Linked DNA regions of Homo sapiens: region 2 is linked to region 1. Evidence: chromatin loops called from intact Hi-C (ENCODE). Cell type or tissue: Caco-2. All regions are shown on one strand.

Region 1 (8,000 bases):
CTGAATCTCGACTCCAGGAGCTCACTGACTGTTTAGGGAGTTCACTGTCATAGAGGCAACACTTGAGAAATAGTTACGTCTTCCCACGTGAGCTATGCTGCTTTGGCAGTGTATGGATTATGTATGGAGGGTACTACTCCAACTAAACTATTGAATTCTATTATCACCTTTGCTATAAAGCCATATTTTATGGTGGAGGCAGTCAATAGCCATAACCACCACTTGATACTACCTCTTCTGTAGGCTGTTCTATCAGCCAATGGTATTACTTTATACATATCATGAGATTTTGTTCAGTGTGTGCAAGCTGTGGTAAGACAACTTTAGTGATGCATTAACCAAAGGTAAGACATTTCAGTGAAACAAGGATTGATACCCATGGCCAAAGTTTGTGTGACTATGGGGAATGTGTTGCCTACAGGAGGTTTTCGTGCTTCAGGTTGGAATTGGAGTCAGTGAATGAGAGTAGAAGAAAATGAGAATAAGACATGGAGGATAAGTTATCAATCTACCAATGTTAAAGTCTAAAAGCCTGATAACTTAAAAGTCTTAGTCTGATATCAGAAAGGTTTATATCTATGTGTTTCTGTAAAACTTGAACAGAAGTTTGGGGGTAGATATTTATTAGGGAACGATTTTTACATTGGATCAAAACATGTAAGATAGGTAACAGTAATTTCTTCTGCTTCAATGACTGTAATAACAAGACATATTAGCCAGAAAAAAAATAGAATGTATTAAAAAAATAGAGTTGAGTGATATTTATGAAAAAATGTATCTTGGATTAAGGAGTATGTCTATGAAGGTGGTGGGGCTCAGAACATGATACCCCAAAGTACGTTGTCTTGGCATGCTGAGTACTTTGAACTAAAGGAGATTAGAAGGCCTCAGAAGCAAGTTCTCTTGGCCTTCTCCTGCCTTCTTGTCTCCTGTCTCTCTTTTCCATCAGAAGAGAGTCATGGAAACCAGAATTCCTCTTCCCCTAGGGGGATCATAGAAATTAGAAGTCTTTTTCCCCAAAGCAATCCATAAAACCTAGAAAGGTCACTTCCTCCCTTCTTTCTTCTCCCTTGAAGATCCTTGTTCCAGAGGGACCCTGCTCCATACCATATGTGGGGGGAAGGAATGCTACACAGAGAGGCCAAGAAGAACATGAATAGCCAGGCTTTGCCTGGTTCCCCCCTCAGTCTATTACCATTCGATTATTTCCTTTTGTCTAATCACATTTCTACATGACTATCCATTTGTCATTGAACCTAAGCATAACAAAGGGCAGTTTTTCTTTGGGTCTTTGGGTCTTTCCTTTCTGAAGGCTCCCATGTCATGTAAAACTTTGAATAAATACATTTGTTACAGTCTTCTCTTATTAATCTTTTGTCATAGGAGTATCAGTTGTGACCCTTATGATGGGTGATGAAAGGTATCACACCTTTCCACTTCTAAAAAGGTAACTGCTATTTCTGCCCATAAGAGTTTGTTTAGGCTAACTTAAGGCCAGAAGAATTTCTGAGATATGGTTAACTAAATGAAACATAAATATGATACATATATTTTCATCATTTCTATGAAAATATATAGTGCTAACTTTTTTCATTGAAATTGTTCAATACCCTAGTTACATTTACTTATGATTATCATTGTGTAAGAATCATAAGTAAAAAAGGAGATTACTTAACTAATATAAAATTTATGAAAAAGGACTTTATTCCTAGTTTAAGGAAAATAATTTTTTTTTTCATTTTTGTGTCCAAGAGCTTTTAAGAGTGTTCATGAAGTAGGAATTGTAATGCCTACTTGACTGGCTGGCTGTGAATAAGATATGTGATGATATGTGAAAACTACCACCAATATGCCTAGAAAATTTAGGTGATCAATAAATACTTATTTCTCCACCTCATCTCCACTATGTCCCCTTCCTTCCACCTTACTTTTCTAATCTGCCTCTTATTTGGACCATTTGAGGTTAGTATTTTACAAGACATATTACTTGGTGATTTTCAAATATCCTTATTGTCTACCTTTAATTGCTTAAAGTGTTTCATCTTAAGCAAGCTATACATTTGACTATTTTACATAAATAAATATTGTTTTTTAAGTCCTGTATTCCAAATGCCCCTGGGTCATTTGAACTATACCAGATCACACATAGTTCTCCAAATACGACATAAACTTTGACGATGTGCTTCTGATCATTCTGCTTATATTTCCTGGTATGTCATTAATTGCTCTATTGCTTTGGTATTCAAAGTATTTGAAAATATCTTATTTTTGACATTTATAGTACATTCAAATAACTTTTACTCTCTGATAAATAATGACCTTTTTCAGAACAGGGATCATGTTACTTTCAACTTTGTATCTTGGGTGCATAACACAGAACCTGGTCTTTATTAGGAATGCAATAATGGATTGTTGAGTAAATGAGTAAATTAGACCACCAACTATTAACCAAATATAGAAATCAATGAGAGCTGTGAAGCCATGCACCAACAAAGTAGGTTTAAACCTTTGATTAATGTCCTGATGTATGAAGGATGGGATTTAGATACTCAACATACAGCAAAAGTGTACCCAAGATGGTGTGGTACTATCCCCAACTCCTCTCTTTTACCCCTTCTAATCAGGAATCATACCACAATGCAGGTGAGTAAGAGTTATGATCTTTAGAAATAAACCATGAATATGTATTTTAAAAAATAAGAAAATCATTTCTAAATTTTTTGTAATTCCTTCAGAGGTATGCTTCTAAAAGGAAATGATTATGAAGGAAATTGTCTCTATAATGGTTAAATGCACTACTGTTTTTTACATGAGGAAATATTTTTGTTTAAGCACAAGACAGAGTGGCATTACATTTCCTGGAATTTATTATTAGTCAATAATAAACTGACTTTGCCAGTAATGTTATCTTTCATTCTTGGAAATTCACAATGAATGTTGAATGTTGAAGTATCTGAAAAGTCTTGCAGTTGAGATACAGCTTGGTAGGGATCTGAAAAGCATATGTATTAGCTACATACCAATTATAATCATTTTTTACCTAAGAAAGTCCTGAAGTTTAACTTGTCTACACTTTCAGTTAAACCTTTGATTTTCTAATATTGATCTAGAAAATGATTTACTAGAAGATTCTCAATTATAGAGGAGTCCAGCTTTCACCCAGAGGAGGAGAATGTAGAAGCTGGCTCCATATTAGGAAAGCATTTTATTAGTTTGAGATAATTTTAGTGCCCAGGTATATACTTCCATAGTATATTTTGTCTATACATGCATTACATTTATTTACTGTCCTAACAGAGGAGAGTTGAGCAGAATATATGACTTAATAGTACTTATCATCTATCTTATAGTACTAAGTTTAATTCCTTTTTATAGTGTTAGGATTGATTAAGTTACATTAAGCTATCAAACAAGTCCAAAATCTCAGTGGCCTAAAACAATAAAGATCTATTTTTGGACCATGCTACATATCTGTTCTGGTAAACTAGGGATTTTCTTCCACTTTGACTTCACCAAATGATTGAGGCTGATGAAGAAGCCACAGTTTGGAAACTATCATTTTGACAATTCCATGTTTCTGCTTGGAAGTGACATAGATCACTCTCACACTTGTTTCTTTGCTAAAGTAAGTCACACACACATATGACATCAAGGGAACAGGGAAACACACATTTCTCTTTTACTCAGAAGTTAAGAAGAACCTAATATTACCTAACAGTAGTAATGCTACCATATTAGTCCATATTTATGAGACTATATGCCAAATTAGAAAATAATTACTTAAAATAAAATAATAGATTTATTTAAAAACAAAACAAACAAAAAAACATGAGAAGACCAAAGACTGCACCTAGCCTATGCTGTGGTTGTTTGGAAGAATGACATTAAAATCCCAGAATGACAGCAGTAACCATTATATTACACATCACTTAGAAGATTTTACAACAAAAATCTAGTATCACAGCATAGCAAATATTCCTATAAACTTTCTCTCCACAGATAAGGCATTCTGATTGCTTTGCATTTCCCCATAAAATCTATTTTTCAAACTTTGCACTGAGAAACACTTGTTATTTTGCAAAAGCCTTTACAAAACCTTCAACTTACAATTCCTTAATTGATGGGATAGATATAGCGGAGAGTCACATGTAGTCCACAGAATCATTTAAATTTTCTGCCTTAAACATATTGCAAGGGTGATAACATTTTACAGGTTCTCATTAACTGTCTTGATAGTGTTATAAATTGATGTTTGGCAAAGAGCAGTTTCTAATATACACGAATAATTTGAGAAGGATAGTGGAGATGGTATACTTATATCGCTGTACATATATAACTCATGAAAAGGAAAGATAAGGCCCAAAGAATGCCTGATTTAGTTTGGTGATGCAAGGTAAATCCACTAAGATTTGGTTTACTAAGAGCATGGAAAGTATTCTAATATACAAAGAGGTTTGTTCTTTTGTTGAAGTTTTGAACTTTTAGAGACAGAATCCTTGGTGTTAATTTAGACAAGCTGCACATCCCAAACCTGCACTAGGACCTTGGTTAGCTGCATATTCTGGGGGAAGATTGCCACCTACTGGAATACCAGCAGCATTCCCTCAGGTTTTATGGTCGATGTAAATATGGCTCCTTTAAAATAACATACCTTCCCACATTTATTTCAACGCAAACTCCTAGATATGAAATTAGTGTATTCTTCCTCTGAAGTAAGCTCAATATGACCTGCTCCAACCGTCAGCTGCTAATCCTCCCTGTTCCAGGTATCAATCCTACAGTTCTTTGGGGGTATGATAGACGAAGTTCTGGTTTTCTTAATTGCCAGGTAGGCATCAGTTGATATCCTGCCGCAATCAAACCCAGCTATTACCTAATAGATAACCACTCTAAAAGAAAAAAAAGTAGCATGATATTTAAAAAATTTGAATGCTTGGAGCAGTTTTACTGTCTAAAAAGTGTTCACCTTTGAAATATGTTTTTGACCACATATTACAAGTTTGTGAACAAGAAAAATAATACTACAATTTAAAATGTATTCATATAAGCAGCAAAACTGTTGGTGATTCGTCTAGGCAAATGGCATACAGCCAAAATTATACTTTTCCATTCTGTTGTCACAGTGTGGACTTTTGTAACATAGCAAGGGATTTCAATGCCATCTTTTGAGTATTGAATGAAGGGTGAATTTGAGACCACTTACAACTCCATCATCAATTTTAAAGGTAAAGTTGTTATAAATGTTATTGGGTTGATAAAACTTAATGGTTTGAGCAGATGAGCATACGGAAAGGTGAGAAGAGGATTTAAAGACACAGAACAGCAGCATGAGGAAGAGTGCCAACTGGAGGAGTAGATCCATAATAAGAGAGGTGACTGATAAGAGAAAATGGGATAGGAGTAAGGGATTAAGGATAGCTATTGGAAATGAAGGTAAAAAGCTGAGATAGTGTCTATGGAGGAGGCAATGTGATATAGAAAGAACAAAAAAGCCAAATCAAAACTTTGGAATTGCATAGACCTGGGTCATCAGCAGGTCTGCTTCAACTGCTACAAGCTGAGAATAACAATTTCCCCATACTTTTTACTTCTATTAAGTTAGAGAGTATCTATGAAACACTGAAGCTCTTGAAATATAGAGTAAACATTTTTCATTTCAGTAAAGAGTTTAAAAGAAAAATACAAAATTAATAAAGATGAAAAGGAAGGTCAATACAAAAGAACTTCAGAAAGAAGAGCTGAGATGAAAAGAATTAAAATAGCAATAGCGATAAGAAAAATCAGATCTTGATGAGAAAATTGATGGGGTAATAAAAACAGTAATTGTTCAACACGATGCCCATATTATCAAAAGAAAGTAAAATATGCAGGCAGACAACATTTGCATTGGCCAAACCACACCAAATAAACAATTTAGCTATTCGCATGACTTTCTATCCACGTGAAAGAAATTTCCATTTATCAGCTGTAAATTTTTAACTCACTTCTCTTTGAGCTACACTTTCACTTTTCAACAACTTTCTGGACGTTTTGGTTTAAATGCCTCACCAAAATCTTCAACTCCAAATGTCAATAATGAAATTTTGTTGTCTTCATTATTAAATTTGACCCTCTCTCCCTGATTCTTTTACTTGATAATTAGCATCACAATTCTCCCAGGACAGTGGCCACTTAATTTAGTACTTCTACTTTTCCTCTTTCTCTCTCTTCACCTTTCCCATGTGGAAAACCACATACCATATTTATGGTAGTGATAATGATGAAAACTAGAATATATATATTATTTTAGAATTTATCCAACATTATTTAAACTTTTTCTAAAGATTCTTCTGCTGAATCTATCTCTCTATATCTGTTTGAATTTTTTCCCTTAAATTATATGCTTCTTAACATGTCAAGACCTTCCATGATCTTATACAACTTGGTTTTTAGATTAATTTTCTTTATATCTTCCCAATATCCTGTTCCAACCTGTTTTTTCTCCAAGATAACTGGTTTTGTCTTTCTCCCTGGGTATTGAAAGCCCATTCATATTTCAAGACCCTGATTTGATGCTATTTTCTCTATGATCATTTCCCAGTAGCAGGCCAGCCACCCAGAAGTTGCCAGATGCCAGTTTCTTCTACCACTCAGAACATTACTAGAATTAACTGGAGTTGTTTCTGACCAAATGGATACATATACACACACATATATGTTCTCAATTACTCATAGTGATTTAAATTTAATGTTATTAAGAAATTCATTACATTGCTACTTTGAGGCCAAATAATACATAGTGTAACCCTGCTTATTTGAAATTAGTGATCTATTTTATAATCAAAATGTTAAGTCTTCCCAAGTTAGTTATCTGTTTAGAGCAGGAATTTAAAAAAAAAGAAAAAAGAAAAGAAATAAAGAGGTAATAGGGACCACATAGAATTGGTTAATTGTTTTTTTTTTTTTTTTTAATTTCTTTCAGAACAGTGACTCTTCATTGGCCAGTGGAAGAAATTAGTAAGTGAATTTATTTCTGTACATAATATGTATGAATAGAAAAAACACTTTCTGTCGGTATCCACTAAGTAAATACTGAACAAATAATTAATATGTTTTGAAAGACCTTGACTGTATTAGGCTTTGTAATGTTTAGAGTCCTCTTAGTTTATGTTTCTTATATTTACTGTTTTTTTTTTTTTAAGAGTTTAGCATAGGTTTGCCTTTTCCCCTAAGTCTTAGGAAGGCAGATTTTCTGTCTTAGACAACACTGTGGTAGAACAAAAATATGAACAATTGAGACATGGAAGTCAAGAACAATACTCTCCATGTTAGTTTCTGGGCGCACAGCCTAGTAAAAATTGGCATTTTGTCTTATGGTTATCATTGGTGATATAGATGAAATGAGTTATGAAGACTTAACAATTAACCTGAATTTTAGGTTATTACACTATCACTAATGACATAAAATACTCAGGACTTCATACACACACACAAACACACAACAAATCAGACTTAAAGGTAGAAACAAACTCAGTCTATTTACTCAGTAAAGACTATTGTGTTCATAAATGCAAGTGTTAAAAAACGAATATACCCTCAAAGCAGCTGTATGAGTTTTTTAGTATTTTTTTCTGAATTTTAGATTTATAAAAACCATGTCTCAGCTGCTACCTTTCAACAATTTTACTCTGAGGCAATAAATAATTCAATGTGCTAATTTGACAGATGACTCTCCAGGAGCCTCCTACCATTACTAGCATCATTAGGCCATAATATGCATGACGAGGATGGGCCATTCAGCAAATGTCCTTCACTTGTTTACCCCTAAAGAGCTGTGCTCTGCACAATTAACTAATGAAGCATTATGGGCCTTTTTTTTTCTTCCCTGCTATTTCAATATATCAGTGCAAAGAGTCGAGGGAAAATACAGTCTGTTTCCTTTGGCTAGATCAGTATTTATGGGATGGTTAAGACTGCACTGTAGCTCCCAGATGAATAAGGTGAAAATAATAAGATGGTCA
Region 2 (8,000 bases), 350 kb after region 1:
TTCCTCCAGTCTCGAGATGACTGCAGCCATGACTGGAGCCTTATGAGATACTGTCAGCGAGAACTCAGCTAAGCCACACACAGATTCCTGACCCACAGAAACTGAGAAATTTGCCAATTTCTGCCTTGATTTTGATTATTGAATAACTACTTGAAGATTTAATTTTACATTGGTATTGGGGTTTTCTAGATCTCTGAAAACAAGCATGGTGACATGTATGTGTGTGTATAAGTGAGTGTTTTTGTCAGAGCAATTTGAAGAGGCCTGGGTGTAGAGCTGGGTGTAATGTGGGCCAAAGGCAAAGTTTATTTAGTTTTTTTTTTATCAAAGCAACAATAGAAAATCATTTTAATTCAAACATTCATTATCAAAACCACCTGATCTCTTCTGAGGTTTTGCTACGTTGATATTTTCTAAGTTATCAGGCTCATCATCTAAATATCCATTTGTTAAAGGAGATTTTTATCTCTTTACCCAACCTCTGTAACAGAATTTGACACTCTTTAAATTCATATGCTATGTAGGTTGGTATTCCATTGAAAAGCCATTTAGCTCTACAACGTAATGAAACAGGAATACTATCTCATGCAGATAATTATAATAATAATTTCTACTCCTTTAAGAAAAATAAGTGTTCAAACACCACAGTAAGGTACTTACCACATACAATCTTGTGGTCCAGGTTACATTTTGGCCTTGTCTTCCTAAACACAATGGGCAAGTTTCACAGCCTTTCTGCATCCAGGACCTCTGTCTTACCTTGGCTAATTCACTATCACAATTTCAGATATCTCTCTGTAGAGAAAAATGCAAACCAATCCAAGGTGCTGTGTCATGAATTTTATAGCAACAATAAACAATTCTTACAAATAAATATCACAAGTGAATTTGGATAATGAAAATGCATTTGAAATAATTGATTTGAGCACTTGTACAGCTCAATTCTGACATTCCCAATCTTATCTTCATTTTGTTTTTAAGGAGATTTCCATTCCTTGACATGTTTATTATTTTGAAACTAAGCCAGTGTTTTCAAAGCATTTTCATGCCAAGGATTCTAAACTAAGCAAATAAATATTATGCTACTTGAAACATTCTTAGCTTTACTTAGAAAACTAGCATACTGACATGTAAGCAATTGTTCACACACTGAATCTCTCATTAAAAACCTGCCATGTTAGTTAATAAATTTAAAACAACACTTTCAAGTCTGTCAATAGAATGAACAATCTCAATTTGTGAATCTCCAACCTTCACAAGGTGAAGGTTTTCACTACCGTCTACATGATCTCATATGCAGATTGACCTTCGGTTGCCAAATTTTGAGAACTGGGGTTCGATTTTATTAAGAGTTTAGCTAGGAGTAATGTTCAAAATACTTAACCAAAATATAGTAGAGGCACAAACCATCTTAGAGGACATTGACTGCAGGATTGGAATCTGCTTCTGGCCCCCAGTTATATCAGACATCATCTCTTCATCTGCTAGATTTTGAGAGGTATAGGGGTAGTCAGGACAAGATCATTTAGAGGTATAAGTTAGCAGTTATTTATCAGCTGACATGAAAATATTACAATACTTGCACTGTCAGTGAACTGGGATGCACTAACTAAATATCAAATCAAATTGCATTTGTTCTCTTGTGTCTTCATGGATTAACTAGCATTAATTATAAAACTCAGTCCCTTCAAAGGACTGTGAAGGGAAATCAACAACAACCAGCATATTGTACTTTTACTGAAGATTTGTAACTCACAAGGAGGGATAGCATATCTTAGCACATAATACTTTATTTAAAAAATATTCATAGGACTCTTCCCAGGGGCTCTCCAATCTGCTTCCGGTGAACAAATCTTTCCTAATTCTCACTGCTATGTTCCACTTGACTTCAAAGGTAGCAGAAGGAATTCTCTTTTTTTCTGAATATTCTCCTTCCTTAGCACTATTGGCATGTTAGATTGGCAATACTTTGTTAAGGAGGAAAGGAAAGGATTTAGCAGAATCCCTGGCCTTGTCCTACTAGTTCCTAGTAGTAACCTCTCCTGCCATCCCAAGCTGTGACAACTAAAACTATCTTCAGACATTGCCAAATACTCCCTGTAGGGCAAAAACTGTTGTTCTTATAGAAAGAAACTTCTCTAAACCTATTACTTATTTTTTAGTTAGACCAATTTAAAAGCTCTATTCAAGTGTCTTTAAACTTTCACGCAAATATCCTGGACTAGCTCAGAAAACAAAGGACACACGGTCCTAAAAAGGTAGTGAAGGGATTCTATTTTGCCATTATTTTTGGTCAAAGGGTTTCCTTATAACTACACAAAAACCTTGAATCTGATAGGTGTTCAATAACACTATTAATTCATAATTACAGGTAGCTTATGTTTCATGTATTCACAAGGTTGAAAAGGCTTTCAAAGGTTGAACACAACATATTGTGGTGTATATATAGTGTTTGTCCTGACAAGGTCTAAGTTATAATCAATCTTATACTTCATACTTTACTCTAGAATATTTATTCTTGGTTTGTAAACTCCTCAGGAATGAGAGAAGTTAGGTGATAAGCATGCCATTTGAGGGCTGCTCTTAGCCTATCTGCTTAATTTGGATATTCTTACTTCCTTGTTTAATAACCTTTTTACCGTTATTGATCTGTTACATATATGTCATATGTAAGTGCCATTAATTGTATATATTTTCCAGCTAAGTTTGGATCACTATAAGAAATTTGTCTTAAACCATGGTTGTACTTTTGTATAGTAAATTATCTTTGCGTTGCATTATGATTTGCTTCAGTAATTTTAGCCAAATCAGGTTTACTTTCCAAAAAAAAAAAAAAAAAAAAAAAAAAACCATCCAGTGGGACACTTATAAAGTGGGTAAAATTTGGGTTTGGTTTCCTGGGCCTCTAACAAACAATCACCGAAATTAGAATGTATAGAGATTACATGATTTGTGTATGATTCCATGATTAACTGAGCTATCAGAAAAATTGTTTTAACAATTATCCACAGACTTTGCCTTTATAAAGTACCTCAATGTCTTTTACCTCCTGTAAGTTTTATAAATTTGATTATATTTCACAGTAAGTAAATCTATGAAAGTTTGAGATGTATATCAGGCTTTAATACTCACAAGTATTTCAATATTATATATTGAAATGGTAAATAGAAATCTAGTTTCTGGAAAAAGCACAGAAATAAAAATTATGAAATTTCTAGCCAAAATCATGTATTAATTTTAATAGTTCATTAACATATGGCAAAAATGTTTGATACCAGAAAAAACATAATTTCACTAATAAAATACCAGCTACTTAAAATTATATGTAAAACTGCTGCTTTCAATTTTCATGGCAATGTCAGGATAAAAATCAACCTGAAAACCATACCAAAAACTACTCTGGAATGGTTTACTATTTCATACTTTTTTTTTCTCTACATAAATATGGATGTATTTTCAGCCATTAATTTTTGTGAAACTGGGCCTATCCAATAAAAACTCTCTAGAACTATTCCTTGACACAATTATATCTCTTACCACAAACTCAATTAAACATGTATAATTTTGATAAGATTCTTTTTCCCCAGGTTACTACATAGAATAGAATTGAAAGCACTTATATTAATTCTATAGACGCATCACCAGTTATATCGCTTCTTCTGGTATGTTTTTACCTCTTGATTTTTCTTTTCTCTTGGCAAAACTAAAAGATAAATGTGTTTAATTCAAACCAAACCCTTTTTAATGTATATTCTTCCCCTATGGAAAATTCTAATTGGGAAGATATAGTGGAAATAACACTAATGAGAAGTGTTTATAAAATCTAAATACAAAAAATGCTGATGACAATACAGCCAAATATTCCACAAGGAACAAAAGCTGATTTTGATAAACAAGCACAAAGAAACGTATTATAACAAATGTGAGTTTAATTTCATAATTTCTTTCAGATTTGCCTTTGCTTTTGGCTAGCTATATCGCCCATTAAAGATTATTTTTGTCTTTTAACTGCTGCTTTATTTTACACAAACTAGGGAAATATCGTCCCCTACTGTCCAATTCTGATAAGGTGTTTATAAGGAAACTTTTTGTTTCAATCTATCAAATTGTGGCTGTACCTGAGAACTCTTTGTAGATGATGGATCACAAAGACTGAAGTTCTTTCCTGTAATATTCATCACAGTCATTAAACTATTTTCAATTGCTTCAGTTGAATTATTTTCTAAAAGAGCTAATTGCTGACATATTTGAATAAACTATAAAACTTAGAAAGAATGTATGTTATTTTACCAATCCTTCTTAGTGTGAAGGAATACTACATTTATTCAGTAAAAAAAAGTGCATTCCTCCATTTAAAATGTAAATAACTATTTTATGTTCCCATCCATGACTACTTTACAAAATTATATGCTTTAAAAACTATGTTTTCTCTTAACAAAGCTTGTCACTCAATTATTATTTTGTCATGCATTAGAGAACAATATTTTATTTAGAATTAGAAATGTATAATTTATTTATAAAATAAGAAACTCATTCATTCCAGGTGACTGCAATTGACACATTTTTTAAAAAGAAGAGAATTTTCAAAAATATGCACCTATATGTTTAAAATACATTTATCTTCATTTCAATCCTTATTTGGATGTGATAATTATGCACTTTGGGCGGTAGACTTATAGCTATCCATATGGATTTTATACTTGTAACCTAAAGATAAATATATAAGGCAATTATATCTGTTTAAATTTAGATTAAATTCAAAAATTAACAAAGAAATACCACCTACTAATGGTTAAGGGGTTTGACCTGTTCCACTTACTTAATTACTACATTTCTTTGTCACCAGACTTTGTTACACTCAGCTGCAAGAAAGAGAACACATTTTGAACTGATTTATTTTTAAGCAAAATACCTTTAAAAATCAAGGATAATGTGTTATTTACTTCAGCTTTCGATCAACCTAAAGGGCAATAAATCCCTATTACTTTACCTCAAAATTGACAATTGACATCTCAGTCATTATCAAAACTCTGAAGATATATGGCTACAAGTAGCAGTGACAAAAAACCAAGATCCAATGTTGTGAGTGTCAGTTTATAATGTCTTTTGTTCCCACAGGTAGAATATTAAGGATTCAATTGAGAGCACTGTGGAAATCTAGACTAATAGTGTTGTTGCATGAAAAAAAGAAAGCAATCTCTATAAGAAGAGAGATAATAGTTAAATGGGTGAAATAATTGATAGATGCACCAACGCAAACCTCACCGAGTGGTTACCTATCTAATTTTCCCTGTTGTTATATGTTCCACAAAGATCAATGTAGATGTGGCCTGGGGAATCTGTCACTAATACTATGGGGCTCGAATCCAGGACAGTGTTGGATGATGTGCTTAGCCCCTTAAGAACAATATTCCAAACATCAATCCTGTTCTCCATGCTGCCACCTCTCTGTTTGGGGCTAAGCCATTGTTTATTCTCTGCTGAATGTAACATCTGTATGTTGAAAAAACAATTCATCAGTTTTAGAGCATATATTACAGTACTTCAGAGCATGTGCTTTAAAAAAAATGCGTAGAAGGATGTTCATGGGAGCGTTACAGTTAATGAACAAACTGAAATAGCCTGCGGTTCATCCAAAGGGGAATAGGGGAACTGGTTAGATAAATCCTGGAAAACACATGAAATGAATTACATAGGCAATTCCTAATGGGAGGTTCTGATTTTGCATGAATTATTTGTTTAGTATGTAATTTTCAATTAAAAAATCAGATTTGAGAATATAGTTAGAATAATATTGAGTTCACTATGTTTATATTTGTGAATATGTTTTTCTATCCACACATAAAAGAAAATGTCATTGAAACATTGAAAGTCTTTTTTTTTTCTTTTTTCTTGTTTTGTTTTATTTTGTTTTGTTTTATTTTGTTTTGTTTTGTTTTGTTGAAGACAGAGTCTCACTCTGTCACCCAGGCTGGAATGCAGTGGCACAATCTCAGCTCGCTGCAACCTTTGCCTCCCAGGTTCAAGCAATTCCCGTGCCTCAGCCTCTCAAGTAGCTGGGATTACAGGCACATGCCACCATGCCCGGGTGATTTTTTGTATTTTAGTAGAGATGGGGTTTCACCACATTGCCCAGGATGGTCTCGAACTCCTGAGCTCTGGCAATCCACCTGCCTCGGCCTCCCAAAGTGCTGGGATTACAGGTGTGAGCCACTGCGCCCAGCTTTTTGTTGTTGTTGTTCTTTAACATCTTGCTACCCTGCTTATCCTATCATGAGTAACGGTAAGAAAAACAATCAACACAAGAAGCAAAAACAAAACAACATTGAACAAAAGACTATATTAGAATTCAAGCAACTCAAGAATGCTCTCTCTCTAATTTTAGGGTATAATTTGATGTTTATGTGCTTACACATTTTATAATAATTCTGAAGTCTTACCCAAATTCTACATTACACTTTATTTTAAAAACTGTAGATAGACTTTTTCCAGCTTTACTGAGGTATGATTAACAAATAAAAATTATGCATATTTAAAGTGTACAATGTGATGATTTAATATACATCTGCATTGTCAAATGATTACCAAAATCAAGCTAATTAGTATATACATCACCTTATGTAGTTACCTTTTGTGTGTATGTGAGTGATAAAAACACAATCTACTGTCTTAGCAAATCGCAAGTATACAATGCATTATTATTAGTTATAGTCACCATACTGTAAATTATATTTCCAGAATTTATTCATCTTATTACTTAAAGTTTGTACCTTTTGATCAACAACTCCCCATTTCCAAAATCCTGACTGTTGAATTACAGTCAATTTCCAAAATATAAGAAAAAATTTAGACCAAGATTCTTGGAAAAGCATCTTACTTTAGTATTAGCAAAGGCTTAATAATACATCTTTCAACACAGACTCCTCTTTCCCTCAGAGCCAGTTTATTCTCAGAATGAGTCAAGTCAGAGAAATGAGTGTATACAATGGAGAATTTTGAGGCTTAGCCTGCCACTTTGTTATTTAAAGTAAGCTAAATTCCAATAAATTATTGTCAAGTTCAAAAAGAACTGTATTTACTCCTTTGTGACCCTTAGTCAAACTGTGTATAATGCTGTTTCCTGTACAAGAACCACCTGCACAGATAAGTCTTGATATATGTTCATGATCTTTTGGCAAAATATAATTCAACTTGATTTTCAAAGCCCTGTTATATTTTCCTCATCTTATAGATAGGGACTATGTTTGCAACACTGTTCAAACTAAAGGCCTAAACAAGATTATAGCAAGAGACATATTCTCTGTTTGTGAAAGGTATATTTACATCTAGTCAACTATATATATTTTAACAAATGTAATTATCTTTCTCATAAAAGTAAAGGCTATAAATAGATACAATAACACTAAATCAATATTTATTATCAAATGATCATCTTTACAGCCAGTTTGTTTTACACAAATATATTATTCTTTGGCCACAGACTTTGGCCCAAGTAAAATATTTTACCTTTGTAGGCCTTTTATTACCTAAGCGCCCAAGAGAGTGTTAATATTTTATCAAAGCTTATTATCATAACTTTTAAAAAGAACAGAAATTCTTCTGTATCATTCTCTGCATAGTTCTCTATGATATATATGAGGCTTCCAACCTCTTCAACCTCATCTAGTGTGTCCATCTCTTCAACATATCATCAAACAATCCTTTGAGGCTTCGTGTTAACACCCGCCGTTCCCTCTGTTCAGTGTCCTTGCCAAGCTCTTCACTTAGCTGGCCTCTACTATTCTTTCAAATAAAGGATATTCCTTCCCTGAGGCTGACCCATGCCAAGTAAACTCTTGCCACCTGCGAGTACTTTCTTTCAAAACTCTATTACCACAACACCCTGTTTGCTTTGTATCACTCTCCAAAATCTTTAATTTGCTCATTTATCATATTATTTTCTTATTTATTACGTGTCTCCTTCACTTGAATGGAAGCTCTCCATTGTATGTCTGGATTCT

Evidence for each region. A loop is a pair of places that touch in the nucleus more often than their neighbours do. Peaks named below come from ENCODE experiments on the same cell type or tissue, not always from the same donor. Only the 100,000 strongest peaks of a DNase experiment are listed, where the experiment ranks them.
Region 2: it touches region 1 in a loop (3-fold over the local background); 5 of 110 quality-filtered maps call a loop at or near these places.

What each region holds. Positions count from the first base shown.
Region 1 is chr5:52,002,854-52,010,853 of GRCh38, forward strand. LINC02118 (long intergenic non-protein coding RNA 2118) reads left to right here and starts at 5,178. Exons shown (of 4, transcript NR_147166.1): 1 at 5,178-5,225; 2 at 6,962-6,996. In Caco-2, a CTCF peak has its summit at 4,578 (motif pointing left); a DNase peak (open chromatin) is centred at 4,548.
Region 2 is chr5:52,352,460-52,360,459 of GRCh38, forward strand. No RefSeq gene overlaps it. Among named protein-coding and RNA genes, the nearest start is that of LINC02118, 350 kb to the left of the region's middle. In Caco-2, a CTCF peak has its summit at 4,071 (motif pointing left); no DNase peak of the experiment used is centred here.